2 separate regions of the Homo sapiens genome follow, and region 2 is linked to region 1. Evidence: chromatin loops called from intact Hi-C (ENCODE). Cell type or tissue: IMR-90. All regions are shown on one strand. Each heading gives the region's core, and the rest is flanking DNA. Links, peaks and the distances in the headings are about the cores only. Region 1 overlaps PDZRN3 (PDZ domain containing ring finger 3). Region 2 overlaps PDZRN3 (PDZ domain containing ring finger 3).

Region 1 (15,481 bases), core at 3,508-8,507:
GCCTAGTAATATAACAGCTAATTTAAACTGTTTGGTTTTGGGGGTGCATTTCTTTTTTTGTTAGGGGGTACATTTCTGTTTGTATAGCAGTTGGGCTGAATGAAGTTGCGTGAGATGTGTGCAGTTGGAACTGGGTAACCAGCCACCGTCCTAGACCGAGCTGGAGTGTGGTGCTCCAGACTGGAAGCCTGATCTTGAGTTCTGCTCTGTCAGCTGTTCATTAGTCAGAGACAATTCTCTAATTTGTGGGTGACTGCATCCCTTTGCTTTCTCTTCCCACTGCAGCTCTTTGACCACCACATTCATCAGCAGACCCTCCTCTAGAAAGAAGAGGCCGAATTCAAATCTGCCAGTTTAATTATGGGGAAAATGTTCAAAGAACGGGCTCCAGAGAGTAGCAGTGGATGTGTTTCAGAATCTCACACTTCAAGGGGGATTATCTGAATATGTCCCATCCTTTACCCTTTTCTTTTCCTGACCATCTCCTTGTTTATTAGCTTAAAAGGAAAGTAGTTAAAGGAAAAGAAAACAAAAATCTTTCATTCAACAAATAAGTATTGAACATAGGCTGTTTGCTAAGGGCCAGGAGATACAATGGAGGCCAGAAAGACTGAGGCCCTGTGGTCATTGAGTCCTGGTGGGGATGTCAGACAAGAAACAAGTGAATACAATAATTAGAGATTGGATTGGAAGAAGTATGATGAAGGAAAAAAAAATGGGAGGATGGCACATGGCAGATACCAGCCAAGAAGCAAAGGGTATCATTAGCTTGGGTTATCAGGAAAGACAAGAGGAGATAGTAGTAAACAGAAACCTAAAGGACGAGAAGATGCCAGCCATCCAGATAGGAATAGTGTGTGCCCTGCCCTCATGGAGCTCACCTCCAGATGGAGAGACTGATGAGTTGGGAGAGCATAGCACTGCTCTCATTGATGTACTCTGTGCCTGCCCACAGCTAATGATGCCCTGGGATGAGTTAACCCTGCGGGAGGAGGTGTCCTGGGGAGGGGCCGTTGGAGCTGAGTTCAGAAGGTTGAACAGGAATTTGCTAGATCAGAGGACCATATTTTATTTGTATATATAATGTGTACACAGTACCAAACGAATACATTATGTGCCTTATAAAAAGTTACGTACAAAAGGGAGTATTTTAAATAATGAAATTAAAATATGACTATGAAGAAAATGTGAAGTATGTTCTCCTGCCATTCCAATGCATTGTGTTACACGCATTCACCTGTGAAGACCCCTGAGCTAGAAGAAAGCGGTTGGACGCTGGGGTTTTGCAGGGGTGGGGATTGGCGCTCATACAAGGCCTGGAGCAGGAACAGAGTTGGGAACTGGGGGAGCTGCAAGTAAGCAGAGTGTGGAAAGAGTTGAGGGATGGGCAGGGAAGTGGCCAGAAAGAGGCCTGGTGAAGAAAACAAGGGCTTGACCCCAAAGGGCCTAAGTCTTGAGTCTGGGATTTAAATTACCTAGGGCGGGAGTGGCCAACACATGGCTTCAGTTGAAGGGAATGACACAAAGAGATTTATGATTAAATTCCCTTTGCTTTTAGCCCATTCCACAGTTTCAAAAAGAAACAAACAATGGCTTATTATAAGAAACAACAACTTAATTATGTGTTTGCAGTTGTTAAAATGATGAACATTATCTGTCTTATCAAACATACATATAAAAAAGAACATTTTAAATGGTGAGACTAAATTGTAAATATGAAGGTAGATGGGGACAGGGATAATTCCCACTTTATTGAGCCCCAGGGATGTCATCACATGGTTGTATTTCTTGCATTCGCTCTGTGGAATTCTTAAAAAACTATAGAACCGCGTGAGGTTGGTATATTTTTATTTTTTCCTTTTACCAGTTGTCTGAGATCCCAGGCTGCATGTCATCATGTGCTGTTCTGATTTAGTCCTTGCTGCCAGGGGTCCTCCGTACTCTCCAGCCTTCGGAGGGACTGAGGGAGCAAACTGCACTCAAATATCTAGACATTTGGCTCCAGGAAGCAGCAGGGTCAGACTTGAGCCCGTGGTTCAGAACATGAGCCCATGTTCTACAACTTACCATCAAGAACATGTTTTGCCATTTAGCACAGATGAGTTGGCTGTTCCTTGTTTACATTCATAATTATTCCTCCACCCTTTGTTACCAGTTTTGAGAAACAACTTTAATAAATTAAGATTCACTTCACAATTAGGTGTTTCACAAGCTATAGCAAACAAAAGAACCCAAACCAAGAAGACCTATTCCCTGCCCCAGGTCTAAACCACACCAAAGCCTACTGTTGGAAATTGCTCAAAATGGAGAGGCCTGTGGCCAAGTGATTGTTGGGAAACCTACTGTGTTAAAGCCAGTGAAGATGGTGTTCAGTTTCCACACTCACCAGGTGCAAAATGACATTCCAACCCCACTGGAATACAGTTCTTCCCTGTGCTTATCAAAGAGCATGTCTAAGTTATTTTCTTTTTCTTTTTTACAAAAGGTGCTTTAAGTACAAGCCAGACCTGATTTTGTAGCTTGCATTAGTATTTTCAATTTATGTGGTCTTTTTGCAAGAACTGCCTGCATGGTCCCCAGAGGAAAATTTAATTCCATGTGCATGTGTTTGCCATAGTGTTTTTCAAAATTTGCCCTGATTAGCAGAAATAGCATCATGAAACCTGAATGTATTCTGCACTGTTGCCTGGAAAATCTGGCAGGTCATTGAGTACATGCTAAAAAGCCAAGATGAGCAACAATGCACACACGTTGTTAGTTACTAGAAGAATACAGTACAAATGATGTCTGTGTTTCCCAAGGAATTCCTGTGTTAGATGCTTGGTTGGGTTGTGAAATAGCCCAGCCATAGCTCTGACATAAGGCTTTTCATTGCATGATCAGTATGCAATACTCTTAGCAAAATCATATCATTCATTTGTTAGTCCTCATAACCCTAAAGAAACAGCAGCTAGTCTGTTGTATCAAACCTCTCACTTAAGCCTTTGGGAAGTGTACTTTATCGTTAGGTACCCTTGCTATGAAAACAATCCCCTTTCATTTCTCTCTTACTCAAGGCAGCAAAACAAAATAAATTCCAAGTCATATTAGTTCACCTTGATAAATAGCTGTAACTAACTCTCTTAGGAGAGGAGCCAAACAAACTAAGAATAAAGAGATGCCTTTTAAGAGAGAAATCTAGCTTTTTTTTTTTTTTTGAGACGGGGGTCTCACTCTGTCACCCAGGTTGGAGTGCAACGGCACAATCTTGGCTCACTGCAACCTCTGCCTCCCAGGCTCAAGCCATCCTCCCACCTCAGCCTCCCAAGTAGCTGGGACCATAAATGCTCGGCTAAATTTTTGTATTGCTAGAGATGGGGTTTCACCATGTTGTTCAGGCTGGTCTTGAATTCCTGAGCTCAGGCGATCCACCAGCCTCGGCCTCCCAAAGTGCTGGGATTGCAGGTGTGAGCTGCCATGCCTGGCCTGCTTTATGTGCTTTTTGCATCCTTCCCCACCCCTCACCACTGTCTCAGTTTAATCTCACTGCTGGTGTTTGTTCTTGCTTCTTCCTCTCTGATTTTTGCTTGAACTTTCTAGTACTCCTTAAGAGTTATTACTTATGTGCAATGTGGTATTTTGCAAAACAAACGAAAGCCAAAATCCTATCCCCTATCTCCCTCTTTCTCTCCAGCCAAGAAATGCAAAGTGGTTAAATCAGAGTAAACACAGATCTCTTTTCATTTGATATATTGACATCACCTCTTAGGGAACTCAAGCTTGTTCATAAATCTTTTGTGGTCCATTGAGACTCTTCAAGTTCATCTAGTGGAATATTCCATAGCCTGAAATGTTGGACTTCTGAATTCCTGTGTGTTTTGAGTTTTCTCAGTGGGAGACAATATTGCACACAGAGCATGTAATGTGCAAGAGGATCCGCTTCGCCTCAGTTTGAAACTGAGCCATACCACTTTTTAGCTGTGTGACCTTGGATGAGTTTCCGAACCTCTCTCAGTCTCAGGTTTTTCACCTGTGGAATGGGTAATAATAGTACTTACCACTTGTGGTTATTGTGAGGATTAAACAGTGCACATAGAGCACTCACTATGTACCTGGTACCTAGTTTGTGCTCAGTAAAGGAAGCTGCTTTGCAGCTTTATACATATATTTCAGGTGTGCATGTAGGGAGCTACACGGATGTGTTCAGACTAGTGCCTCAGTAAGGCTGCCGTGAGAGAGGAAGGAGGCACAGAGGTATTCAGATGGTAAAGGGTTAGTGTGCAGGAGGTCTGTGCAGAGCACTGTGATGCTAGGCAGGGATGCCTTTTGAGGATAGATGATCCTACACAGCACCCACAGGCTCCCTGACCCTTCTCTTGGAAGAGCGTTGATGGAATCCAGATGCCAGTTAGAGACATATCTTTGTCATGTGGGGATAAATGTCAGGAAAAACACTTAATGCTCATTTTAGGTTGTGATTTTGGTTTCTTTTGGTGAATCATATAACATTTTACTCTGTGTGTGTGTGTGTGTGTGTGTATGTGTGTGTGTGTGTTTGGGGAAGTGTGAAGAAGGAAGGAGAGAAGGACTGAGAAATGTACATTTTTCCAAGCTTAGTTATTGCTGTTGCATTTGAAGGGGTAGACTGAATCACACTTGAAGTCGTTTCCTTCCCCCTTTAGAATATAGGGATTGTTTTTTGGTTTTGTTTTTTGCTGTTTAAAGTGGAAAATGTTTTATTTGAAGAGTTATTTTTAACAAATGGAATTTTTATGTATTTGTATTCAGAGTAATTGTTATTGAAATAAATCTTCTAATGACATACGGCAAGGAATTTACCATGACTAGATTTTGGAGTTTTTGTGGAACATTCTGAGCTTACATTTCAAATGATTTTGTTTGGAAATATCACATGCTTGTGCCATTTAATTTATAAATCCATCTGTTAATCACTAGAAATTTAATCCGTACACTTGGAGAGAATTCATTGCAGTGCTGTTTGAAAAGAAGTTCGTGAACAAGCTGTGAGGGTTTTTTATGAGCTTGTTGGAGCCTTTTGATTTTAAGGAAAGGAAGGAGTTTGAACAGTGAGCTGTCTTCGTTCCCAGAAAGTTTTAGTTCTGACATTTAATTCAAAGATCTAAAGAGATTCAAGGAGGTCAGAGATCAGAATTTATTAGGACTAGAGTGATGGTAGTGCATCGGAACAAAAACAAAATATCTGTTTTCACAGTCAAATTATTAGATATTTACAAGTTTAATAACATTCTGTGCAAATGAGGATGTGGGAAAACACTCTGTCTAATGAACAATAAGTATAAACTCTCTGAAAAGCCATTTGGCAATATCTTTGAAATGTACATATCCTTTTACCCAACAGTTCCATTGTTAGGGATTTGCCCTAGAACTATAATAGCAAAGATAATTTAAAATACAAGTAGGAGAGTATTATCACAGCATTGTTTAATCACAGCAAATGAAAACAGTGTTTATTAGCCTCATGTTGGATACTGTTCAGTCACTTTAAGAAGTAAGGCAGACACGAATTGGTAGCAGAAGATCTTCATGATTTTTAGAGTTAAATGAGAGAGGCAAGGACATAAGAGTCAGACTAGCATAATCACATTTGTATGCAAAAAGGAACAAATGCATATTTAGGAATATGATGTGTTAAAATGTTTTCAAAAGGATGCATAAAGTCAAATAGCTACCATAGGCGGGGGAAGAAGGACAATGGGTTGGAGATGGCAGGGATGCATCATTTTATGTCCTTTGGTGTGGTTTGAAATATTTTACTGTGTGTGTATTTTAGTTTAAAACAGAAATTAGGAGAAACAAATACCTTTTACCCTATTGCCACTCTTGACACAGCAAGAGTCAATTACTGTTTTAAGAGTGCAAGCTTTACTTTCATGCTCAACTTAATGCCTAGCATTCATGCATGTTTTTTTTTTTAACCCAAAGGATAACCACGATGGATCATCCAGTGAAGGAATCTTTGTATCCAAGATAGTTGACAGTGGGCCTGCAGCCAAGGAAGGAGGCCTGCAAATTCATGACAGGATTATTGAGGTATGTGAATACTGGCCAGTGTCTTTGAATAGGCTGAATGCCATCCCATCTTCGTCTAGCTCAAAGCAAGATGTTTGACTGGGGAGGGAGGCCTAAAGTGGTAGATGGTTGAGCGGGAGTCTCACTTTTCCCATTGTGTGGGACCAGATTGAGTGTTGATTGCCTTGGTGTTAAATTTTTGTTAAATGTAGAAAAGCCAGATTATGAGTGGAATGTTCACAATTTGGCTTTTTTCATGTGGACCTCAATCTGTTTCGTATGCATCAGTTACAGTTTCGCGCGAAAACCGTTGAAGAGTTGGATGTTAGAACCAGATGAACGAACCCTGTTGTACAAATTGTGCACCCTGTTCATATTGATTACCAGGGTACAATTGTGTCAGCTTTGGAGTCATTCTAATGTCCTCAGAGCTCACACAGCACACACTTATTTCTACAAATGCATTGTTCTCTCTGTTAGTTTGTCGTCTTTGCCTGTTGTTAGTTGTACAACCTGATTGCCCAGGGATTTGCAGGCAGAGGTTGATATTAGGGTTCACATATCATCACTTACTCCATTTTCAGTTCGTCATTCATCATTTCAAACTTTTATACAGCAGGTTTGTAGACTCATGTAGGGGAAGTGGATCTCTCAGCCCCACCAGACAACACTTTGTAACAGGGTTGCAGTGTTCTAGGATGCTCTGAGTCACTAAAAGGGAGAGAATGATTTGTTGCCTTCTCATATGGGCTCTTGTTGCAAAGTTTGATATAAATGAGTAATTTTTTACTGGTGTTTTGACCATTTTCATAGCTCTTTGGATGGATACACATATGGGCTAAATTGATTGGCTTTCCTATTAGGCAAAAAGTAAATTTGAGAATCCACGATGATATGCCAGACCCCACAAGAAATTCACCCATGGGCCACAGCCGTAATATAGTGCAAATAGAAGAAACCAGAAAAACAGCACCGATACCAGTGGGTGTTTGTTTTCCACATGCATTTTTATCATGTCTGTATTTCCTGAGTATTTTCATGGCCTATTTCAAAATTTAGGACTGAGTGGGAGCTAGGACCACGAGCTAAGCCATAAGTGAAGTTCACATCACTCACTGGAATGTGGCCACAGGCTTCTCCTGGGGAAAGGAGCCTCAGCAAGACAGAGAACAAAGTCTTGCATTTCCAGTCTCATCTGGACACATTCTGCAACGTGCAGTATGCTTCAGGATAATTTGTAATCCTCAGGAAAATACACAGTTAAATCTCACAGGGAAAGCAAACTGAACTAGTTAGGGTGTAAGGCTCCCTCCTCGGAGGGAGTGTGATGTGCTAACTTACATGCTAAAATGATACTTGATTTTGTTTTAAGGACATTATTAATATTGTTGCATCCCCTTTGAATGTTTGAAGGGTTCTTAAACTTGGAGCTTTTTTTGCTGCATGGTTTAGAGTCAGTCTTTGTACTTCCCAGGTCAGGAGACTGGATTTTCCCTAACAGGAATTTGCTTGGGCAAGAGTGCTTTCTTAAGAGCTCAAATGCGTTACTTACTGTCTTTTTTGAGAGTGAATACATTTTCTGAGACTATTGTTCAAAAAGATAAGTACAGCTTCCGTTGCCAAGGGTTTGGTGGAACAGCCAGTTTCTCTAAGTAATGGAATTTCATTGCTCTTGTGTTTTGCAAATGAGAAATCTACAGCTGGGCAGGATTTTCTCTTGGCAAAGGATGATCTGTATTTGAAATGTTGAGTACGGTTTCTGGTAAGTCACATTCCTATTTTGGACAGTATGTAAAATATTAATCATGTAGTGTTGAGATGGAAAGAAGGATGACCACAATAGAGAAACGATATATGTATAATTGCAATTGACAACACTGTGCCTTTTGCAGTCAAATTCTAATCTCTTTTGACATGATACAGTGATTCCCATGACTGAAAATATGTTCTCTGGTTTACCTCATCTGCGTCTGAGTTTATTACCAGGAGGCATAAATGTGATTATTTTGAGAGAGAGAGAGAGAGAGAGAGAGAGAGTGTGTGTGTGTGTGTGTGTGTGTGTGTGTGTGTTTCATTACTAAGAAGAGTCAAAGTCTCTAGTTTTCCACCAGATGTCTTCTTTTTCAGGGGAATGGGCAAACCACCACCAGATCTTCACCGTAAGACCCTTAATTCTTGCAAAGGGGTATTATTAAATCCAGAGATACTAATTGAGTCTTTTCTTTGCTGCAGAGTTCCTCTGCTCTTAATGGTATCTGTTCTCTGAGACCAGAGCAGCGGCTCTTACCCACATCGGTGCCAGCCCAGCTCCTCCCTGTTTTTTTATAAGAAATATTTTGGAATTCCACCAATACTGTGGTGAAATGAAATTTACAAGTAACATTTATATGCATACATACACAAATAATTGTAAAAATATATAGGCTGTTGCATAAAAGAAAATCAAAGGAAGATAATTTATAATAAAATATATCAATATGCCAGTGTTCTGGCACAGTGACATTAGATACCATGGCACTGTCAGATGCTCTCACATCTGTGTAGACTCACTGGGATGCACCTTATGTGGCTGCAGATGCTGCCAGATACAAGAGGCATCTGCTGGTGGCCCAGGCGCCATGAATGGCCTTGCCGTACAGGATGTGAATTTCCATGGTAGTGAACAGGTCATGGTTAAATTCTGACACAGGCAACTACAGTGTTGCTTTGATTTATACAAGAGTTGCATTTCTTGAAATGTCCGTGTGTGTATATGTATATATGGCAAGACATACATGTGGCAAAATATACATAACAGAATTTACCATTTTAACCATTTTAAATGGTTATGCAGTGGCATAAACTACATTGATTTATGTTGCAGAACCAGTACCACCATCCATCTCCAGAACTTTTTCATCTTCCTCGACTGAAACTCTACACTCACTAAATACTAACTCCCTCCCCACCTCAACTCCTAGAAACCACCATTCCACTTTCTGTCTCTAGGAATTTGATTTATAAACGGAATCATGTAGTATTTGCCTTTTGTGACTGGCTTATTTCAGTTAGCATAATGTCCTCAAGGTTCGTACATGTTGTAGCATGTTATAATTTTCTTCCTCTTTAAGGCTAAATAACATTCTGTTGTCTGTATTTACCACATTTTGTCCATTCATTCACCCAGTGATGGACACTTGGGTTGCTTTAACCTTTTGGTTGTCTTGAATAATGCTGCTGTGGATGTGGGTGTACAATGTGTGTATGTTTAAACTGCCAAAAACTCTGTTGTGTTTATATGTAAAACAGAGCTAGGTCTATGCTCAGGTAATTATAAAAAGCTTGTTATTTTATCTTCATGACTGTCTGGTGGGATATGTGATAGTTGTGCTGGAGGCAGAACCATTCTTCATTGCAGGAGATTCTTCGTGTCATCTCTGGCACATACCCCTATTGTTGTGATGGTGAAAAATGCCCCTGCAGATTGCTGAAACTCCCACTGGGGAGTGACAGGGACATCAGGGACAATCACTGAGGTAGAGGTTTGACTTATTCCAAAACCTTGAGATAGGAATTGAGTTGCTCAGGGACAGAGATGTCAACATCCCTTTCTTCCAGCTAGACTGCCTACATGATGTCCCCTATTTGGGTTCCCTACATGAGTGCTCCCAAGGCCTGGTAAGAAAGCCTGAGCTGGCCTGTCCTGGGGCTGTGGCTGGGAATCTGGGGCCCCCTTAGATGAAGTGCCCTTCCAGCCCACATGGCTGCAGGGCCCATGCTGTCCCCTGGAATCCTGTGTGTCCATCTGCCCTGGGCTTGTTGGGCAGACTTTGGTCATACCTATTCCATCTCACATTTGGTACTAGGATTCAGCAAGTTCTGACTTACTCAGTATTGGCTTCTGATTTTTTTGTGTCTTCCCTGCACTCCTCTTACCTGTGAGCTGTCCTGGTCCTTTTTACAACTTCCGACCCCACCTTTGATTGCATATACTTATTGCAGTTAGAAAACTAAATTTAATTTCTCCCTGATGTCTTTAATATTCATTCGAAACTGTAAATATCTCAGTGCCTTTTGTTTTTCTGCCTCTGAACCTACTGTCTGAACTATATTTTAAAGACAATGCAAGGTTCCTATACTTTAATATCACCAGATTTCTTAAAGGAACTATGCTCATATTCTTTCAAATAGTTTGAGAACTTTGGAAAAATTTTCCCAGTGCCCAAAGTGTGGGTTATCCAACTGAGGCAGATTTCCTCATCCACAAACACACCACCTTTCTCTGTGGACTCTGGAGTCTACTTTAGGCCAATCTTACTCTACTGAAAGTTATTTAGGAGAAGGCAAAAATGTGAAAAATCACATAAGATCAATATTACCCTCAAAATTCTCTTAGGGATGTGACACGTGGAGAACATACCATCTCTTCGTAAGTCCAGCCAGCTGGTTTTGCACAGCATTGGATCACCTCACTGTTTCTCAGTTGACTGTCATATGGAGTTTTTGGATTGTTCTGTGAATACCTCATTTGACAAAATGCTCACACTGAGAAAACACCGAGAAACTGAGGCCTACTAAGAAACCAGCAAATTCACTTTGAGGCATGTGCTGTTCAATATATTATTTCTCTCTTCATCTTTTTTTTTTTTTTTTGGTCATGGCTTGCCTATAAGTTAAACACTCCTCTGATGCAACTCCACTGAAATTCTTTCTCAAAGACTTGTAGAGGCCATCCACATCTATATTTCTTGCCAGTCTTCAAGCCATATGGCTTGGAGAACCAAGCTCATTTTTGTGTTACAGGAGGCTTGCCTTTGGTGATAAATGAGTCTGTGTAGTGATTGCGTGGGTTAAACGCTGTTCTGCTTTGAGCTAGCAATCTTGATTCCCTGGATCCAATGAAAGTGGGAGACTTAAGCCCTCTATTCCCAATAACCATTATTTCGTACAATCTTCTGTAAATATGCATTCATCTTGCAAGTGTTATGATTTGAAGACCCGAGGATATGATTACAGAAGCTGTGGAACCTCAAAGGCTTTTGTGTAAACCGGTCATTCTCTTTTTTTGTTTATTTTTGGTTTAGTTGGACTGTCATTGCTAACAAGGTTTGTTACAGGGTCAGCTAGAAAGGATTAGCAATGCTTTCCCTCCCAGAGCCAGGCTACTTGGTGGAACAAAGTGAGATTTCACTGCTTGTGATTATTAGGTGAGAAGATACTGTTCTGAGACCCACTAAAGTTGCAAAATGGAATGTGAATTAAGCTGGAGTATTTATTTAAAAATAAAGTAATAGAAGACTCCCCTTTAAAAAATGTTTCATTTCGACATAATTTCAGACTTGTAGACATGGATTTCTGTACACCGTTAACCCAGATTCCCCAAATATTAACATCTACTACATTTACTTTATTCTTTTCTTCCTCTACTCTTTATCACTAAATTCATCAGTGTGAACTTTTTAGGAATAAGACATTCTCATATGTAACAGTATGGTAATCTAAACTAGGAAATTCATGTTGGTACAAAACTGTTATCTAATCTTCAGAATTTATTCTGATCTTGCTAATGGTCCCTATGATGCCCTTTATAGCAAAATAAAACCACTGTCATGGGTTGTATTCCATTTTCATATTTATTTAGTTTCCTTTACTTTATAACAATTGCTCAGTTTTTGTCTTCCATACCATTGATATTTTTAAAGACTCCAAACCAGATCTTTTCTGGACTGTCCCTTAATTTCTGTTTGAAGTTTCCTCATGGATGGATCCAGGTCATACGTTTTGGGCAAGAATACCACAGAAGTGATAGCATGTCCTTCTCAGTACATAATGACAGGTCTCACATGAGGTGAAGTTGTCCCTTTATGTTAACTTGAACCACTTGGTTAAAGTCGTATCTCTCTGTCTCCACTATAAAGTTACCATTTTCTTCTTTATAATCAATAGTTATCCTGTAGGTAGATGCTTTGAGGCTATGTAAATGTCTTGCTACTCCTCAAACTGTCACACACTGGTTTTATCATCCATTGACTGTGTTTGGTTGAATCTGTTATTGTGATGATTGACAAATGGTGATTTTTCTAACTCCAATCCTTCCACATTAGTTGACTTTCCGCTATAAGAAGTAGTATTCCTTTTTCCCCTATTTAATCTGTTTATCTGTCTGTCTCTTCCTCTGTCAATATGGACTCATGAGTTTTTATAATTTGGTGGTCACATTGTCCCAAGTTTTGGCCCAATGGAGCTCTTTCAGGCTTTTAACCTGTGTTATTTTGACATGTTCCCATCATGTTTTGAGCACTTTCCTACTTCCTGGCACAAGATACTCCAGGTTAATCTTCTGTCCTTGCTCCACTTCTGACATGTGCATTTTTTTCAAGGACCTCTAGCTTCATTTAGTGGAGAATAGTGTTTAGAAACCAAAATATGGGTGCTAGGGTGCTCATTATGATTGAGATTTCATTGCTTCTAGGCACCTTCAGCAGATAGAGCTAGAAAATGTAAATATGTAATATAAACACATGTACACATGTACCACGATAATAACATATACATCTGTCTTTCTGCATTCATCCATCTGTATATCTTGGAAACTATGCCTATATCAATACCTCTAATTTCAGTCCAAGTCAGTTTGTAATCCAGTTTGTAATTCCTAGAGGAATCCTTTTTAAAATACTGATCCACGTGCTTTTTTCCTTTGAATTAAATCTGTGATCTTTGCTTAGATGTTATCAGTGAATTAAAAAATTATTGGTGAAAATTGTTTAAAGTGTTTTAATTTTTGGTTTGGTTTTGGAGAAAAAATATGCTGTAAACCAAATGATTTTGTAATTATATATTTTTTCATTTTCTTTCATTTCTTTAAGAAAGACTTGATATTTCTTGCTTAACTATACACAGGAAACTTATTTTGCTAAACACACACAGATATGCATAATCCATTTTTGGTTAATGTTAGAAATAAACACATGAGGCTATACTCCTCTCCTTCACAGGGACTGATCCCCATTTACCATATTCAGCAGAGGAGTATGAAAAGTTTGATAGCAGTTATCCACTTAAGAAGTAAAACCTATTCATGTTATTTGAAATCTCTGTTTTCTTGGTTACCCAAATATTCTGTTTTGATTAAAGAAACTTGATATAATTCAAGCTGCGTTGAGAAGATTCTTTGTTAGCTGCAAAAGTAAGCAGATTTTAGAGATCAGTTATTAGTAATGGACTCCAACTCTCCGTTTCCAAAGGTGGAAGCTAGAGTTTCTTCTTATATATCAATTTCAGTATACATAACGACAATGACATCACCTTGGATTATGGTGTCAAAAAATTCTGAGGACATTCCTGGATTGAGTGGAGATGAGCATTGTGATCATTTATTGATGTTTGTCATGGGCACATAAACAAGGAGAAGGGTGACTTTTTGCTGTGTATTTGCTATCTCTGGATAGACTCACTTAAATGATGTTTTTGGAACTATTGCATTGTCATTTGGTAGTAATGACTGTCTTTTCACTAGCATAGCTGCACTCTCAATAAGTCAGTACATCTCCATCTTTTTAGTCTCCACTTGTAAAATAAAGTGAATATCATATTTTCCCCTCTCTTATTTCCCGATTTAGCCACTTTTATCACTTTTGCTTTACCTTAATAGTCTTTACTACAGCAACAGAAGACTCTAACACAGGTAAGACTTCTCTGAAATGCAGCTGATCTCCTTACTATTAGAAGGAACATGTTGAAATGGAAAGAACCATTTAGATTTAAATCAGGAGACCCAGGTTTAAGTCTCCACCCAGGTATTCACTCTGGTGTTGGGATTCTAAATGTTGAGTCTTCATCTCTAGAATGGGAGGAGTATTTACTGCTTGTCTTTCCTACCTGTCATGCTATCTGGGTGGACCAAGGAAACAATGTAGGTAAAGGATTTTTGCAATTAAGTACAAAGGTGGAGAGTTGTTATTTCAAGTTAAAATTTTTGTACAGGATACGAGAACTTAAAGCCAAATATAGAAGTTAACAAAAACTTTTCTGAGATCTGTTTTCTTCTTGTTTATGTATATCAGCAAGTATGTGGAGCTGCTATAGAATTATTGAGAAAATCTTAACCTATTTCATGGAGACATACTTTCCAGAATTAACAAGATGACCAATTAAAAACAAATAGCCCTCCTTTAGTCCATGGTTGCCTTAAACAATATATTATGTATTAATTTCTTTCTAATGACTGTGCATAGCTTATTGTGTGGTATATGGGCTTTGTTATATTTATTACTGTCATTATTTTCCTTATTTTCCTATCAAAACTAGCCTTTCAGTGAATATCTTTCTAACATACATCACTTTATACTAGTCAGATAAATATAAAACTCAGGTGAAGAGTGGACAGTATGGAGTGCTACAACTCTTGCAGAATTTAGCTAGCAGGTTTTTCACTTTTTACTAGAAAAACCAGTAGAAACAAAAAAATAAAACATGGTATGATGCAATTTGTTTATTTTTAAGGCATTTATATTAGTCTTTGCAGGGGAAAAATGCTCTGAGCTAATGAACAGTTTATAGTTATTGTAGTTATTTTGTTTGATGGGATTATGGGGAACTTTAAGTAAAGCCACATTTCTGTAATGTTGGAGTTCTCCAAAGTGTGTGTGTGTGTGTGTGTGTGTGTGTGTGTGTGTGTGTGTGTATATTTATTTCGGTAAACAGTAAGAATTAAAAACTTGGTAATTTAAAAGTGTCTTTTGATTTTAAATATCACAAAGTGGACACCTGCTTATGTATTTCCTTTTAAAAGTCACTTAACATTCTCATTTCTACAAGCTCATAGCATATGGCGCCAGGTATGGAAACGCAGAGGCATCTGTCTCCTGCTGAAACCCTGCAGTCAGGATATTGGGTGCTTCTCTTTGGCAGAGTGTCTCTCCCATCCTCTGTCCGTGTTAGAGTTTACTTTGTATTGACATTATGTACTTTTTTGGGAGTTCTGACTCCACAGAAGTTTTAAATCTGTCCCTCAAAGTCTTCCTTTCATAAAAAGATTTAATTAGGTAATCCACAAAGCATTTTAAAATGAAGAATAAATTAGAAGTAACCAATGTCCGCATTAAATTCTTGAGTGAAGATTAGGTCAAAAAATTAAATCTTAGGTAATTTCCTGAGGACCATAAAACAAAACAACAAATTCTTGACAATAATACAGGTCAAATATATTTTATATTGTCATCTTTACATGTGATATCTAGACACTTATCTTTAAATATGGGGGTTTTGAGAGCAGTAACCTTATCTGTTTTTTTTTTTTAAGGAAGTTTTTGTCTTTTCATCTGTTGCTGTAACACAAAAAGAGCCAGATGCATTTTTATTCAATTTGGAAGGTGTGTTAGGGATGGGCTGACTTAAATGCTAATCTGTGAAGTATATGTAACATGAGCGAGCGCTAGGGGAACGCTTCAAAGCAGTAGGCAGACATCAT
Region 2 (15,481 bases), core at 6,693-11,692, 55 kb after region 1:
GGTGGTTGTCCCTACCACAGCTTCTAGTTATGTATTAGCATGATTATTTGAGTAATATTTTCCTCCCCATATTTTATCCAACATTCTATCCCCAGCACCAGGCCCTGTACCTGGCATCCTAAAGTCCACCGTAAAAATTCATCAAAGGAAAAGATGACCATTTAAAGGTCATTTTACTTCTCTTTGCTTTATTTAGCTTTCTGAAATCTTTTGATAAAAATATATATGGAAATTTTGGTAGCTCTTTTTTGGGTGAGATAGCAGTGTGTTTTCCAACAGGAAAAGGACAAATTACTATTTGTATTATTGTATATTTATTATATTTCAATATAATTATAAAATAATTTGCTGTGTTATATAACTTTTATATCCTTAGTTTCTGAAACCATTTTTGGAAAAAATATCTTAACTTTCGATTTAAATATTTTTCTCAAATGAAAAACTTTCATAGATTATGATTATTACTTATTAAATGTGAGATTTTCTTGATGTTTAAGCCACTAGAAAAATTTCAAAGAGGGAAGAGTGTGTTGGCAATTATTATGTTCATTTTATGATGAAGATATTGAAAGTTAAGAGGATTTCTCAGTCAGTGGTGAATTGAGGAAAGAAAATTGGGAGGTGGGGAGCATTTCTAGGAATTTTCTCTTATGAATCCTTAAGCATATTTTGTAATTATTGCCTTTTCTGAATCACCCTCTTCAGTGATTAGCACAGTACTCTGCATGTATTAAGTACTGGAGTTACAATTGAATTTATGTGTGTAAGAACAATAAGGATGTGGAAGGAAGAGGTATTTCCAGCTATAGATAATCTTGTGTTTAAGCCTATTCTTTTTATTTTTCTACATTTTAAATAGCTGATTTCAATTCAGAAATAGAAAACCAAGGTTACCATTGACTTTCCTTTCACCTCTCCAAAGTTCAAATCCTGAACTTCGATCTTTTCCTAGAGTTTTCTCTTCTCCTGCTGTTAAATTCACTGGGTATATTTTCTGTCAGTGTTACCTCCCCAAAGTATAGGACTTGGTACACATGCCGTTGATTGAGACTCAAGCAATGTGGAATTGGAGGTCATCATACTGGAGCAAGCCTGAAGACAACCCTTATTTTCCATAAGGAAAGGGTATACCAAAGAGAATAATACTTTTAACAAAATGTCAGTGGGAAAGTTTTAATTACTTCAGAGAGTTGGATTCTTTCTAAACATCCTGGACTGCAGGAATCTCTGCAAATTAGGATTCTCCCTACAGGTTTGTGGATTCAGAGTTTGGCTCTGCATTTCAATAATCATTGCAGCTGTTTTATTTGTTGTTTTACTTTGAGAACAAAGGTGTTTCTTCCGAGAGCTTCCCCAGGGCCTCACACTCAAATTTTCTTCCTCGTCCCAAGTGACATGGCAAGTTTTAGTAACTAGTGCTTGTTCTAGGGAAACAAAGTTGTGGCTCCAAAATGTTCCTTAAAAATGTCAGTGATTATGGTATAATCATCCTCTCTGAAAGAAAAAAAAAATTACTGGCTCTGATTCAAAAAATAACAACACATTGGCTATAAATCCCCTAATTGCCTCTGAAAAGCAAAAACGGACATGTTTAATTTTTCTATCCCCCCTGCAACTTATCTGCTTTGTCTGGTGATTAAAATAGGCGACAGCCAGTCAGGCCTGTTGGAATCTGGTCCCTTCCCTGCCACTGAGGGCTTGGGCTCAGACCTTATCATGTGGAAAAATGTAAGAGAAAAATCTAATTGTTATTAGACATACTCTCCAAAAGTCACCTAGAACAGAATTGTTCTGGTTCACCCATTTGGCATGATGTAAAAGCAACACGTTTTAAGAATCTGGTAGTTTGATCATCATGGACAGTAACTTCTCATAACTCATTTTACGGATAAATTACCAAGACACTGAGAATATTTGTGTGAAAGAGCATATTCACTGCCAGTGAGTGTGGATGAAAATTGTGGAATTTGGCTTATTTTTTTTCTCTTACCTTTATGTCTTGGAGACCTTTCTAAGTTGGGATATGGAAGTCTTTACCTCAGTTTTGAAAACTGCAGTGTGACAGTCCATGGTATAGATATTTATTTCCTTGGCCATTTCCCTTTGAACGTACATTATGGTTTGTTTCTGATTTTTCACTGTTGCAAACAACGCTGTGGCCCATGCTTCTGTGAAGAGTGATGATGATGATGATGTCGATGACGATGATGACAGCAGCAAGCGGACACTTACAGAGCACTTATCTGTGTCTGGCCTTGTTCTCATCTTGGGAGTGTGTGTGTGTGTGTGTGTGTGTGTGTGTGTCTTCTCTCAACAATCCTGTGAGATATTCTTATATACCTTCTTATTCTCTTTTTATATTTGAGTAAAATGAGGCGCAGAGAAATTTTGTGACTTGGCCAATGTCACACCTCGTAAGCTGCATACTGGATTTGAATCCAGGTGGAACCTCATGGGTATATATAAGATTGTAAAAATACACGTTCCCCTTCACCAGGCCTTTCTTCTGACCTAAGTGGTGGCCATTCTCCACATCAGCCCTTGGCCCTCTATTCTCCATCTCAGGCTGCATATAACCTTCACTCAGCAGCTCTGTGCTGGTCATGCCCAGATATCCAGGCCTCATGGGCCTCTACTTTGTACCTCCAGCTGCCAGTGAGATAGTTGTATACAGTTGTCAGTTTCTTCCTTCCAGCCCCATTCTTTCTCATTCTTGTTTCCATGAGTCCTTATGCCCGTTGTGGCTCTGGCCAGCATGAACTTCCTGGTCATGTGTGTGCCATGCGTATTCCAGCATCTCCTGTCACCCTGTCCATGCCTTCCTCACCTATCCAGATGCCGCCACTACTTTGCCAGAGCTGAAGTAGGGATAAGGTACTCCCTGTCACCTTGGCCTACTCCTCCAGCCTGTATTGACATTTCTTCCTGCGTGTTCTGAAGTCACACCACGGAATTCTTAAGGATATACACTGTGACATTAGAGGGCTTGAGTTCAAGTACTGGGTCTGGGCTACTTTGCTTTGCTGCCCTTTAGTTTCCTTGTCTCTGAAATGGGGATAATAGTTCTTTTTTTTTTTTTTTAGATGGAGTCTTACTCTGTCACACCCAGGCTGGAGTGCAATGGTGCCATCTCGGCTCACTGCAACCTCTGCCTCCCGGGTTCAAGCGATTCTCCTGCCTCAGCCTCCCGAGTAGCTGGGATTACAGGCATGTGCCACCACGCCCGGCTAATTTTTTGTATTTTTTAGTAGAGATGGGGTTTCACCATGTTGGTCAGGCTGGTCTCGAACTCCTGACCTCAGGTGATCCACCCGCCTCGGCCTCCCAAAGTGCTGGGATTACAGGTGTGAGCCACCACACCTGGCCGATAATAGGTCTTACCTCATAGAATCAGGAGGAATAAATGAGATCATTGTGTCAACCGTGTTAATTATCAGAAGCGTAAGCACTATTCTGAACTTGGTGCATGACCTTCCCATATTGGTGCATTTTTACAGGCTATTTCTGAAGTTAAGACATGTCCGCTTACCTTGAGTCAAACATGAAATGTCTTACATTTTCAAAACACTTTCCCTTCCTTGTAGTCTCTACTTTAACCTTTAATTATTCCATTTTATATGTTAGCTTTCTCTCTTTCAATTATCTGGACTAGAGTCACCTGATACTCCTCTCCTCACCAGGGAATCAGCCACCGTGGTGAGCACGTAGTAGGTTGTGTTTATTATTGTGTGATCCTTAGTGAGTCTCAAGTAGGCTGAAGCTGCATGATGAGTCATCACACTGAGCAACTGTGCTCGGTAGGACTGTGTTGTTTATACTCTAATAGAAATATTTACCTTCCTTCTGAAGATCTGTTTTCCAAATACCTATTTGGGCATCTCAAATCCTAAACAGTGTTTATTAATCATACTTCTTCCAAGGACTAGCACCTGTTCTTCTTGGGCAAATAATCCGTAAACATACATCTGGATAGGTCCAGTTAGAATTCACTAACATAAATAGCGATGCCTTGTCAGTAATGTTTTAATCACATTTCTCTTAAGTTCTGCAGAATCTAGTTGATAAGAATGACTGTTCTTTTGAAAGCTACTGTGGACACACACACTCACATGCGCAAAAACCTCATACACACCATAAACATATGTTCTTTGTATTTTGTATTTCTTCCAGAGAAGAAAACACCCTAATTTTACAGGGTCATGAGGAATGAATGAGATAATTGTGTAAACTCCTCAGTGAATCTGCTGCTTAGTCCAGTTATTATCCATTTAAAGTTAATCATGAAGACACTTCATGAAGGAGAAAGTTTTGAGTGGTGAGAAAGTTACTAGGGTAGAAGTATAATAGTGATTATGTATATAATGCTATCTCCCAGGGACTGTTCTAAGGTGTTTGGGTACACACACACACACACACACACACACACACACACTCCTTTAATTCCCACGTGAAACCTAAGAGGCAACATTTAGGTGGGGAAACTGAGGTACTGAGATGAGTAACTGGGAGGATAGAAGACGAGGACGTGGGAAGGAGTGAGAAAAGGAATGTGCCCCAGGTGATTGGAGTGTTTCGCTTTGTAGTGCTGACCCTAAACTTAGGACTGTCCACAAAGAAGGAAAGGCAGTGAAGGGGGATGGAAGGTCATAGGAATCAGTCACTTGGACAGGCATGGGTATTTCAGCTCAGCCACTGCCTAGCAGTGTGGCATTGAGAATTACTGACCTTCTCCAGACCTCAGGCTTTTCACAGGTACAACAGGGGAAGGATAATGGCCTTTGTGTTGCTATGAAAAATAAATAAAATCACATGCAGGTATAAACATAGGCTTAGTCTACTGCTTCAAGAAGGTAGCATCTCAAAAATATGACCCTTTAGCACTTTTAGGATTTTCTCTGTAGGCTTCTAATATTAGAAGTGGGGAAATAATTATATGTTTCTTTTTTTCCTTTTTTTTTTTTTTTTTTTTGAAACAGGGTCTCACTCTGTTGCCCAGGCTGGAGTGCAGTGGTGCAATCACAGTTCGCTGCAGCCTTGACGTCCCAGGCTCAGATGATTCTCCCCCATTAGCCTCCCAAATAGCTGGGACCACAGGCACATGCCAATGCCACCATGCCCAGCTAATTTTTTTATTTTTTGTAGAGACGAGGTCTCACTGTGTGGCCTAGGCCAGTCTCAAACTCCTGGGCTCAAGCGATCCTCCCACCTCAGCCTCCCAAAGTGCTAGGATTACAGGTGTGAGTCACCACTCCTGGCCTCCGTAAGTTTCAAATGATGCAAAAGGAACATTAAACAATGATAGCCATTACTTTCATTTGACAGAGCTGATGATTTTTTGCTACATTGACTTTTCTTGGTTCCCTCCTTTTCTTCTTTCTATACCAAAGTATTTCAAAGCTCATCCAAGACAGTGTGTCATTTTCCCCTACAGACTGCAGTATCCACCTCTCAAAAAAATACATTTTCTTAATAAGCCACAACAGGAGTGACAAAATTAAACCTAAATTAAAAATTGGCAATATTACACCTTTGGCCCTGCACATACAGGGATGTTTAGCTGGTTTACTTGTTCCAAGTGATCTTGTTTCACTCAAATTTAAATGAATGACATCACAGTTTTTACAATTTCAAACACAAGGTGTTCCCTGAAAGCATCCAGCGTTATTCTGCACTGTTCAGTTTTAGCTAGTTTTCTTTCTGATAACTCTCATTATAAACATTTAAAAGAAAAAGAACATTTTGCAACATTCTGCTTCTCCAGGGCAGAGACACTTCAGAGTATTGCTGTCTGTATGACCCTTGTTCCAACAAATCTGCTGATTCCTGAAACAGCGTGTTTTTGTTTTGTTTTGGTTGTGCTTCTGTTTCAGTTTATTCATCCTTTCCTTACCCTGATCATTGGCACTTCTATTTCTTTATAATTCACAAACCTGATATTAGACCAGGACATCTTTGGGTAGACGTCACCATATACAGGTGTGCCTTCATTTTTTAGAAACCAGCATTTAATCAATAATAGTAAGTTGCTTTGGGGTAACTACTTGCAGTTATTGGCAATGTCTGCTGCTGTGAGATTTGGCTTGAAGCTGCACAGGGCAGGTCTGCTTACAACAGTGGTTTTCAATTTTGCCTTTGCAGTCAAATCAGGTGGGGGGCTTTTAAATAAAGACTGATTCCTGGGCCCTGCCTTAGAGATTTCTGGTTTAATTGGTCTAGGGTAAGACCAGGTATTGATTGTTTTTAAAAACAACCCTCCAGGTGATTATAATGTGCAGCCAGGATTGAGAACCAGTGCCTTAGAGTGTCCATTCTCAAACTTGAACGTGAAGCAGAATGACCTAAAGGGCCTGTTAAAACGCAGGCCACTGGGCCACACCCCAGAATTTCTGGTTCATTAGGTCTGGGGGGTTGAGGGGTGGCGGCGAGACTTTGCATTTCTAACCAGTTCCCGGATGATTCAGCTGTTGCTAGTTCTGGGAACCCACTTTGAAAACCACTGGCCTGCGGAGATCTTTCCAGTAGCTTTGTAAGATTTTATAACAAGAAAAAAGACAGGATTTCCTGTGCTTTTAAGTAAAACAACTGCTTAAGGCACAAATATTAAAATATTATGCTTCCCGGTTCATAGGCAAGTTGGACCATACCCTCTGTTTGCTAAGGCAGCATCTGCACTAACAGGCAGCCAGGGCCCAGGATCTGAAAGGACATGGATTAGAGGCAGGTGAGAAGTTGGTTTTTTAAATAAAAAATGCTACAAGGATCTATAGAATTGTTACTAAGGTTAGCAAATTACCTATGGATTGTACAGCTCTACTGAGATACGTAGCTTAAGATGTGAATAATTCCCTGGGCAGCATGAAATATGGCACAGAAGTACGAAGGTGACTCAGACAAACATGGTACTTGATCCCCTAAAGAGGGCAGTTTAACAGTAGAATGTACTGCCTGTGATGAGACATATCCATTTCTTATTTAAATTCACGCCCTACATTTCTCTTTCTCCGATTCTTGGGACTTCTAGTTCCATTTCCTTTTCCAAACCCTTCTCTCCGTCTTTGAGTGAAAAACCCTTTATGAAATGTTTGGCAACAAAGGATGCCACCTTTGCCGATTACCAGGAGTGTACTTGCTGCATCATCGTCCATTTGTCCTCACCTGATTTTATAGAAGTGTGAACTTGTATAAGCAGCTGTTCTGTGTCCAAAGACTTGGGATTTGGGCTTGCAGGGTTGGACTTTGAACCTAAGCCTGCAGCAGACAGGGCAGCTTGATTCACTCTTCCTGCCATGCAACTTCTCTCGGGTACAGTGCCCTTTGCTAGCTGGTAGAGAAGAAAAGAGCCTATTCTATCCATTTGACAGACCGCTAATGAATAGTAATCATGAAAATTGAAGTCGTGCACTGCCACTGCATTCACCATTGTTATATTAGCAATTCCTGGACTTCATGAACAGAGCACTCGTTATTCTGCAATTAAATGAAAAATAATGGCATCGCTTAGCTATAAGGAAGGAAACGTTCAAGTGCAGCCTCTGTATAATTAAGCTTAACATTATTATCAACAGAAAGTGATTGTAGTTGTGTTCAGAGGCGAGAAGAGATATGCCACCAACCATTTGACCTATCAAAAGAAAATGGCTTTTGTGATGTTTGATGTTCTTCCTAACAACCAGCTTTGTGCCTTGCATGGGGCAGGTGCCATTTTCTGCACCATTTTCTCTCTTTTCCAGCTGTTTTAAAGTTCTTTCTCATCAGTTCTCATGACTGCCTTTGTAACACTTGTCTGTTTTCCATTTTTCCTTATGTCTTCACCAGCATCTGTTGTCCTGCTTTTTGTTTTATCTTTTTCTTTCTTTGGCGACAATCTATTTTCTTGACTCAGACACACTGGCTTTCTGACATAAAATTAAAACAATCCATTTAATTTTTAACTAAAACAGGTGTTGAGTGATTGACCCTATCAAGCAGCTCCCTGCAGAAACCTCATTTACTACTAGCTTCTTTATTGCCCCCTCATAATTCATTAGCTTAATAAATGCTTGTGTGAAAAGGCAGAGGCCAAGATTACCAATCTTACAATATGGATGTCTGCCCACTCCCTCTCCAGCCCACATCCCAGGGAAGTCAACTAGGTTGAGCTCTCCGCAAGACAGTCGAAGCTCCAGGGTGTGTGCTTCAAAAAGCCTCAAATTAGTGAGTGCTCTAAAGTAGGATCCCTCCTTTGCTTCAGCATACAGAGTGTTCACCTCTCAGGGACATGCTGCCTGCATCCCCTTTAGTGGAATCTGGGGAAATAAAACGTCTGTATCTTCTGCTTCGTAACTCCCAGCAGCCAGCAAAATATTCAATGTTTTGGAGCTGGTTACAAGAAACTTCCAAATCCTCAAACATCATCAGAGAAAGCCACAGACCCCAAGCGCCTGTCACATTTGGGTATGTAGTGCTTGCTCTCTCTCTACGTAGCACCTAAGGTTAGCTGGTGGATATCAAAGCCCCATAGAGGAAGGGGTGTGGGCGCGGGGTTGTTGGCCTAGTCTTAATTTAGGTTCAGCATATGTCTGAAGCTTCCCCCGCTTTAACATTTTCACAGAGCCCAGACTTATCTCAGCAAGCACTCCACAACCTCTTCGTTCTGAAACCCCTGTGTATTATGAAGGAAATGAAATCCATATGTTTCTGATTCATTTACATGTAGCTCATCAAAATGTAGTTTTGTAAGAGCTCTTTGGTGTCCAAGAAGCCTTTGGAGCCTTTTTATAAGACTTTTAACCCTCCCCCGCTTCATTCTTCTTAGAACCAGGAAGTTGGGACTTGCCAAGAGTAAATAAAAGCAAGCTTCAGAGTTGACTCTGGCTCTGGCCTGACCCATCTCTGGTCTGAGTCTGCAGTGGACTTAGCTTCAGCAAAAACAGAAATGACTGTCTTTACCCTTTTTCTGGAGCCATGGAAGTAGGCACTAATCCCACTTACACCCCACGTGACAGTGAGTTTGGGCTCACAGCATCTCTTGGAGGCAGCCACTTGACTCTATGTAGTTATTTCCAGCTGAGCCTCTTCTCTCTGTCCTGTGAGCAGAGAGCTGATAGGGCCAGATGGCCACACCTGGACCAGAACCTCGAGGAGGAGCTCCTTTAAGCAGTGCCGCTCATCTACCCGCTTGCAGGCCACTGCACTGTATCTCCAAGACTTTCCAGGCCAGATTCTTACCAAGGGACTGCCTATGCATCAGGGACTTCTATCTTTTCACTGGGACCATGACAGAGGCACCCACAACTATACCAGGTTTCATGGTGGTATTGTTGGTGCTGCTGTCACTTAATGATACTTTTGAGTGTTTAGTTTTTCTTCATCAAGAAAGGCTTATAAGCTTTAAAGAAAACAACTATCTACTGCCATGAAGATTCCAGAGCTTTTACTCTGAAAAACCACAGAAATGAAATGAGTCAACCTGTTTCCAGAGTTCGGCTAGGGAGAGGTTGTGGGGTATTTTTTCTCCTCTATCCTAGGATGATGAATTATGGAAAGCCATTCAAGAGCTTAGTATTCCTTACTTGGGCTGTTGTCGTGAGTGGGGTGGAAGGAATTCTGCCCTCATCTTTGCACGTCCTGGCTTGTTTCCTTGATTCAGAATGGTGCTGTGCCTTTCAGAGGCAGAACCTGGGTACATGGAAATGCATAGGCATGTAGTTGGGAGTAGAGCTGGACCTGGGAGTTCTCACCTCATCTTCCAGCTGCTGAACTCAGGCTTTTTCCAGAGTTTTATTTCTTCATGTGGATGCATACGGTGTAATAAAAAATCATCCGCTCACTTACAAATTATATCACCTCCAAGCATTCATCTTCAGAAACACGCTTCATCTTCCAGGATACAGAATTTGATAAAGTCATTGCTCAGCTTCAGCGTGAAGACACTGCATTTAAATTTTACCATACACATTTTGTGTTATATGTAAATGGGAGAATCATTCTCAGCAGAATTTTTGAAATATTTCAGGGCAACTATAAAATGTTTTAGACAAGTTGGAAAGCCATCTGAATTACGTATTGCAGAACCTTGAAATCTGAGCTTCACCTGAAATCCCATGGCAGGGGAAGCCATTACAAAAAAGCTTGTATTGAAGCTGTTTCCTCACTGATGAATGGGCATGGCACAAGTATGCTGGGCTTATTTGGTTACATTTATTTCTCAAAATGAACAAGCCAGTACTTTTATGATCTAAGGACAGACAGCTGTGAGTCCATCCCAAAAGTACTTTCAAGTGGCTTTGAAATTTCCCTTATAGACAGTGACGATCATTTGATGCAATGTGGTGGTGAGATTGTCTTCGTTTTGTGTTGCCTCCAACAGGTCCGTACTCTCCAGTAATACTGGTTTACAGATAATGAGGCACTACACACATCTTCCTTTTAATACCCTCACTGGGTCGCCTGTGGTATCATGCCAGGTGGAGAAACAGAAGCTAAACTTCCTCCAGTGAATTTCACCCAGAGTTATTCATTCATTGATTTGCTCATTTATTCAACATATATTGAGTGCCTACCCTGTGCTGGGCCTTATTCTGTATACTGCGGACACAGTATACAGAATAAGACACAGGAGGCCCAAGTCCAAGACACAGGAGGCCCCTGCCCTCAGGCAGCTACTGTTCTTGTGGATGGAGCTTATTTGTATTTTAGCAGTAAAAGGGAGTGGCAGAGCCGGATGGTGACCTGGGCCTTTTAGCTTTGTTAAAAAAATAAAAGATCCTCCGATCCTCCCCCTCACCTCCCACCAACCCCTCCTCCCCGCAATAAGTGTCTTCCCTCAGAACAACCCTTCTAATGTGGTGTGGAAAAAACTCTGCCATGGCCCTCAGCAAAATCCACACACTAAAAGCCTTTGAGGGAAAAGCATTTTCATCAGAAAATTGCTGTGGTCAAGAAGTTTAAAGATCCAGCGATTTTTATTGACATGTTTTGAGTACTTTCTAGTTGATAGAGTCTCAAAACTGGAACTTCTGGAGTGTACCCTGTGAAACTTCTTTTTTCTTGTAGGTCAGAATGGTTGGACATTGGCAATTCCTCATAGTGCAGACCGTGACATTTGCCTCCTCTTTGTATCTGGTGTGTAGTAAGTGCTCAGTAAACATACCCAGAATTGCTGTTATGTCCCAGGCACTCAGACATCTCTGAGCAATCTTAACCATTTGCCTGTTGTCCAGTTGCATTTTTTTTCTTACGTAGCTAAAGTTGTAGAACATATTATTAAAATTTGGTTTTCATAAACTTTACAGCAGTAGCTACCAGGATTTTTCACAGTGTGATCCTCCCTTCCCCAAAGAGTTTCTTAAACCCTCTGATCCGCAGATTATGACCTTTCTAGGGAAGAGGTTGCTGTTATTATCACCTATGGAGGCTTTAATGAAAGGGGCCCTGGTGGCACAGGAGATAAAGCAGACTTGAATTCAGCACCATCCGTCGTGGTGGGGGCTTCCACTCATCCCTCCCCAGGCCCTGTCAGGAGACGCCAGGCGCTTGGCACCCAGTGTGGGCTCAGTAAAGGTTAGCAATGATTTTTGTTATTGCTACTAAATGCCAGTATAGGTAGGCATGCTGTAAAATGAACAGGATAATCTAAGCGGACCTTTTTTTTCCTTTTATTTCTTCCCTTTTACATCATTTCTATTGTTTTGCTGTTATTTGTATATATGTGTGCATGCATTGGAGATGGGGAATACAGCTACGGAGGTTTTGAAGAGGCACAGTATTGGGTTTAGTTTTCATATCAAATCTCACACATTCTGAAATCTGTGAAGAAATGTGTCACATGGTGATGCCTGGCATATAATCAGCTCCTCAGAAAATGCTGTGATTAACAGTAACTCCAACAGATATTTCCTTCTCAAAAGAAAAGCACATGATTTTATAGCATTTTTAAATGCCAGGGCATCTCATCAGCTCAGTCTTTTCAGTAATTTAAAAAAAAAAAAACCCAGATAGTGGAAATTCAGGGTAGTCAATGGAAAAAATTCAATAAAGCTGAATATCTCGGCACCACAGAGTGGTGTCCTTTGAATGTTTGTTTATCATTCAAATATAATAACACCAAAAAGAAAAAAGCATATGAAGTGACGGATATGTTAATTAGCTTGATTATGGTGATTTCACAGTGTATACACCTACTATCATATCAACTAGCATACCTTAAATTATTTTTATTTGTCAATTATACCTCCATAAAACTGGGGGGAAAAGCCACTCTTTTAAAGGCTTAATAGGAAAAAAAAAATCCAAAAATACGTAACAGTTCAAAATGCATTGTTAAAAGAGCAAGTTTAAAAATACTGTGTATAATATGGTCTCATCTGTGTAATATAATAATGGACATGGGAGTAGAATAACAGTAGAAAGAAACACACCAACGGTGTGGGGTTGGATAAGCACACAAAACTTTAACTAGTTCCTTTGTTTTTGAGACAGAGTTGTTGCCTAGGCTGGAGTGCAGTGGTGCAATCTTGGCTCACTGCAAGCTCTGCCTCCTGGGTTCAAGCAATTCTCCTGCCACAGGCTCCTGAGTAGCTGGGATTACAGGTGCCCACCACCACGCCCAGCTGATTTTTGTATTTTTAGTAGAGACCGAGGTTTCACCATGGTGGCCAGGCTGGTCTCAAACTCCTGACCTCAAGTGATCTGCCTCCTTCGGCAGAGCGCTGGGAATAGAAGCGTCAACCACCACACCCGGCCTTAAATTAGTTCTTTATACATGTTTTATTTTTTAAACTTTTTGTAATGAACCTATATTTATTTTGATAATAACAGCTAAAACTACTGAATCTCAGTTAGGCAAGTTGAACACCCTTTTTGCTTGTTGGTGTCTGGTCAGTTTTAATAGTCTGTTTTAGATGTTAAAGGTATCAGATGTTCTGTGCAATAGCCCCAAGGATTGACTTTGCTGAGCTAACTCTCTACAGCGCAGTTCATTTCTAAGTTAAATAGTTGGTCCAGTTTTATCAGCGTGCTCTAGCATCTGTCAGTGCCAGCTATGTTTACAGCTTTCCTTGGAATTGGACTGTGGAAGAGCTGAGAAGCCTAAAGGAAATATTGAATCCTTTGTCTGTTAGAAACCCTAGTAAAGAGAAAGAGAGAGCACCAAATAGCATTGCAAGCATGCGAGAATAAATTCTTCCATTGTAAACATGAAAGAACAAATTTAAAGTCTGGATGAGATACCTTTTTTCTTTTCAATGTTAAGACTCAATTTTGCCTCATTTGTAGAAGAGGGAACCCCCTCACCTCTCAGGTGCTGCCTACATCTCACTGCAGAAGCTACCTTTTTGCTTCTGAGGAGGTGATGGGCCAGTTAAATGTGTATAAGGCAGTTCTGCTGTGCTCTTGGGAAATCCAGTATGCTGGGTGCTCACACCCCAGTGCTGGCCTCCAAGGTGCAGGGCACTGGACTTGCTTGCCTGCTAAAACCAAATCCTTTGTCCCCTTTCTGCTCTGGATGCTGTTTGTCTTGGCATGCCACTCCTAATAACACTTGGAAATAGAAAACAATCCTGAATCCTTGGGGTTTCTCTCTAGATGTCATCTTTACCTTCTTAAAGCTGTCTTTGAATATGAGCAGTGTGTATTTGCATTTATCCAGGTAAAATATTAATCACCAAATAGAGTGTGGAGTGTCCAGAAGTACCAGACACTTGGAGTACACACAGGAAAGTATCTTTTGCTGTGGCAAACTCCAGTTATGGAAGGGGTGTGGATGCTTGAGGTTCCTGAAGTACCAAATTTGATGATGACGTTCCACATGACTGTATGAAGTTAATGTATATATGTGTGTCTCATGTAATGATCTTCAGCAAGAGAGTCTTTTTTATTTTTATTTTATTTTATTTTATTTTTTTGAGATGGAGTTTCCCACTTGTCGCCCAGGCTGGAGTGCAATGGTGTGATCTTGGCTCACTGCAACCTCCACCTCCCGGGTTCAAGCAATTCTCCTGCCTCAGCCTCCCAAGTAGCTGGGATTACAGGCGCCTGCCACCACGCCCAGCTAATTTTTGTATTTTTGGTAAAGACAGGGTTTCACCATGTTGGCCAGGCTGGTCTCAAACTCCTAACCTCAGGTGATCCACCTGCCTCGGCCTCCCAAAGTGCTGGTATTATAGATATGGGCCACCACACCCGGCCAGCAAGAGAGTCTTAAAATGCCTTTTTTTATGTCATGGTCCACGTGGAAGACTTGTTTACATTTAACCTATAAATCTCCTAGAACAATCAGTTACTGAAGATCCACTGAGACAATGTTGTTGGCCTGGGATTGATGCCCAGGCAGTGTGATTGTGGGGCCGTTGCTCATGGCAACCATGTAAACAAACAATCCTTGTATTCTTGCCCAGGTGCTGGTTACCTGTTGCTTTCTGGTCATCTAGAGAGACCTGTAAAATATTTCTGCTGATTTCATTTTTGCTTTGCCTTTCTCTGCCCATAATTATTTAATAAAGCCATCAAAGTGGGAATTTCATTGTGTACTTTTTTCCTTAGGTTGTTTATAGGACTGTGAAGACCTGTCCTAATGCAACCCCATTAATAGTTCCCTCTGCAGAAAAACTCCAGGTTATTCTTATCTTCTCTTTTTTTCCCCATAATTTTAGGTTCTAATGGCATCTCTTTTATCAGTAGCTCGGGGTCTAGAATATTTCCAAAGGTCTTTTGAAAATTATTACTCAAATACTACCTTTTAGCTTACCACTCTGCTGAAACTATTTCAAGCACCCATAGGTTTCTAGCATTTACAAACATTTACATAGTATGAGAAAATTGGAAAGTGGAAATAAAATAAGATGTGGTCTCTGCACTCAGTGACCTGTGCAATACATTGAGCTAAACACCACAGTGTAAAATACTAGATGCTTGAAATTGCTAAATTAGCCACTTAGGAGACTGTGTGGATTTGGAGACACCTAGAAAGTCTTCTTGGTAAAGATGAGACTTTGCTAATAGTTATTCAAAAAAATTGCTATAGAAGTCCAACATGTATATATCACATATATAATGTAGAAAAATGACTGGAAAGAAGTAGCAGAATCCCAGCCAAGTGACAGCATGTGTAATGATTCAGAGCTTGCAGCCTTAAACCAGAATGCCTAGTTCTTCCTATTACTGGCTGTTGGACCACATAACTAAGGTTACTTAACCTCTCTCTACATCAGTTTTCTTGTGTAAAAAGGAGATAATTATGGTACATAACTCATAGGCTTATGTGGGTTAAATGAATTAATATGTATCAAGAATTTAGACCACTGTCTGACCTAAAGAGTACTCAATAAATGTTAGCTATATTGGGCATATTTAAATGGTGAGATTAGGGGAGATTATATTTTCTTCATAGTCTTAAATTTTCCGGACTTTCTACAGTGAACATGTTGGACTTTGATAGAAAAAAATATTTCTAAAGTCAGGTCTTTCAGTAAGCTTTTAAAGATATGTATACCACAGGTGAGTC

The links. Hi-C counts contacts between places; a loop is a spot of excess contacts. Peaks named below come from ENCODE experiments on the same cell type or tissue, not always from the same donor. Only the 100,000 strongest peaks of a DNase experiment are listed, where the experiment ranks them.
Region 2: a loop joins it to region 1, with 4 times the contacts of the local background. A loop is called at or near these places in 1 of 110 quality-filtered maps.

What each region holds. Positions count from the first base shown.
Region 1 is chr3:73,592,924-73,608,404 of GRCh38, reverse strand. PDZRN3 (PDZ domain containing ring finger 3) reads left to right here. Exons shown (of 10, transcript NM_015009.3): 3 at 5,944-6,051. It also overlaps the pseudogene RNU7-119P. Among named protein-coding and RNA genes, the nearest start is that of PDZRN3-AS1, 23 kb to the left of the region's middle. In IMR-90, for the core only: no CTCF peak of the experiment used is centred there; DNase peaks (open chromatin) are centred at 3,714, 4,574 and 6,004; H3K27ac peaks cover 296 bases.
Region 2 is chr3:73,541,177-73,556,657 of GRCh38, reverse strand. The region is part of intron 3 of PDZRN3 (PDZ domain containing ring finger 3); the gene reads left to right. All of the region lies in intron 1 of LOC101927296 (a long non-coding RNA gene), which reads right to left. Among named protein-coding and RNA genes, the nearest start is that of PDZRN3-AS1, 75 kb to the left of the region's middle. In IMR-90, for the core only: no CTCF peak of the experiment used is centred there; DNase peaks (open chromatin) are centred at 8,757 and 9,487; H3K27ac peaks cover 2,416 bases.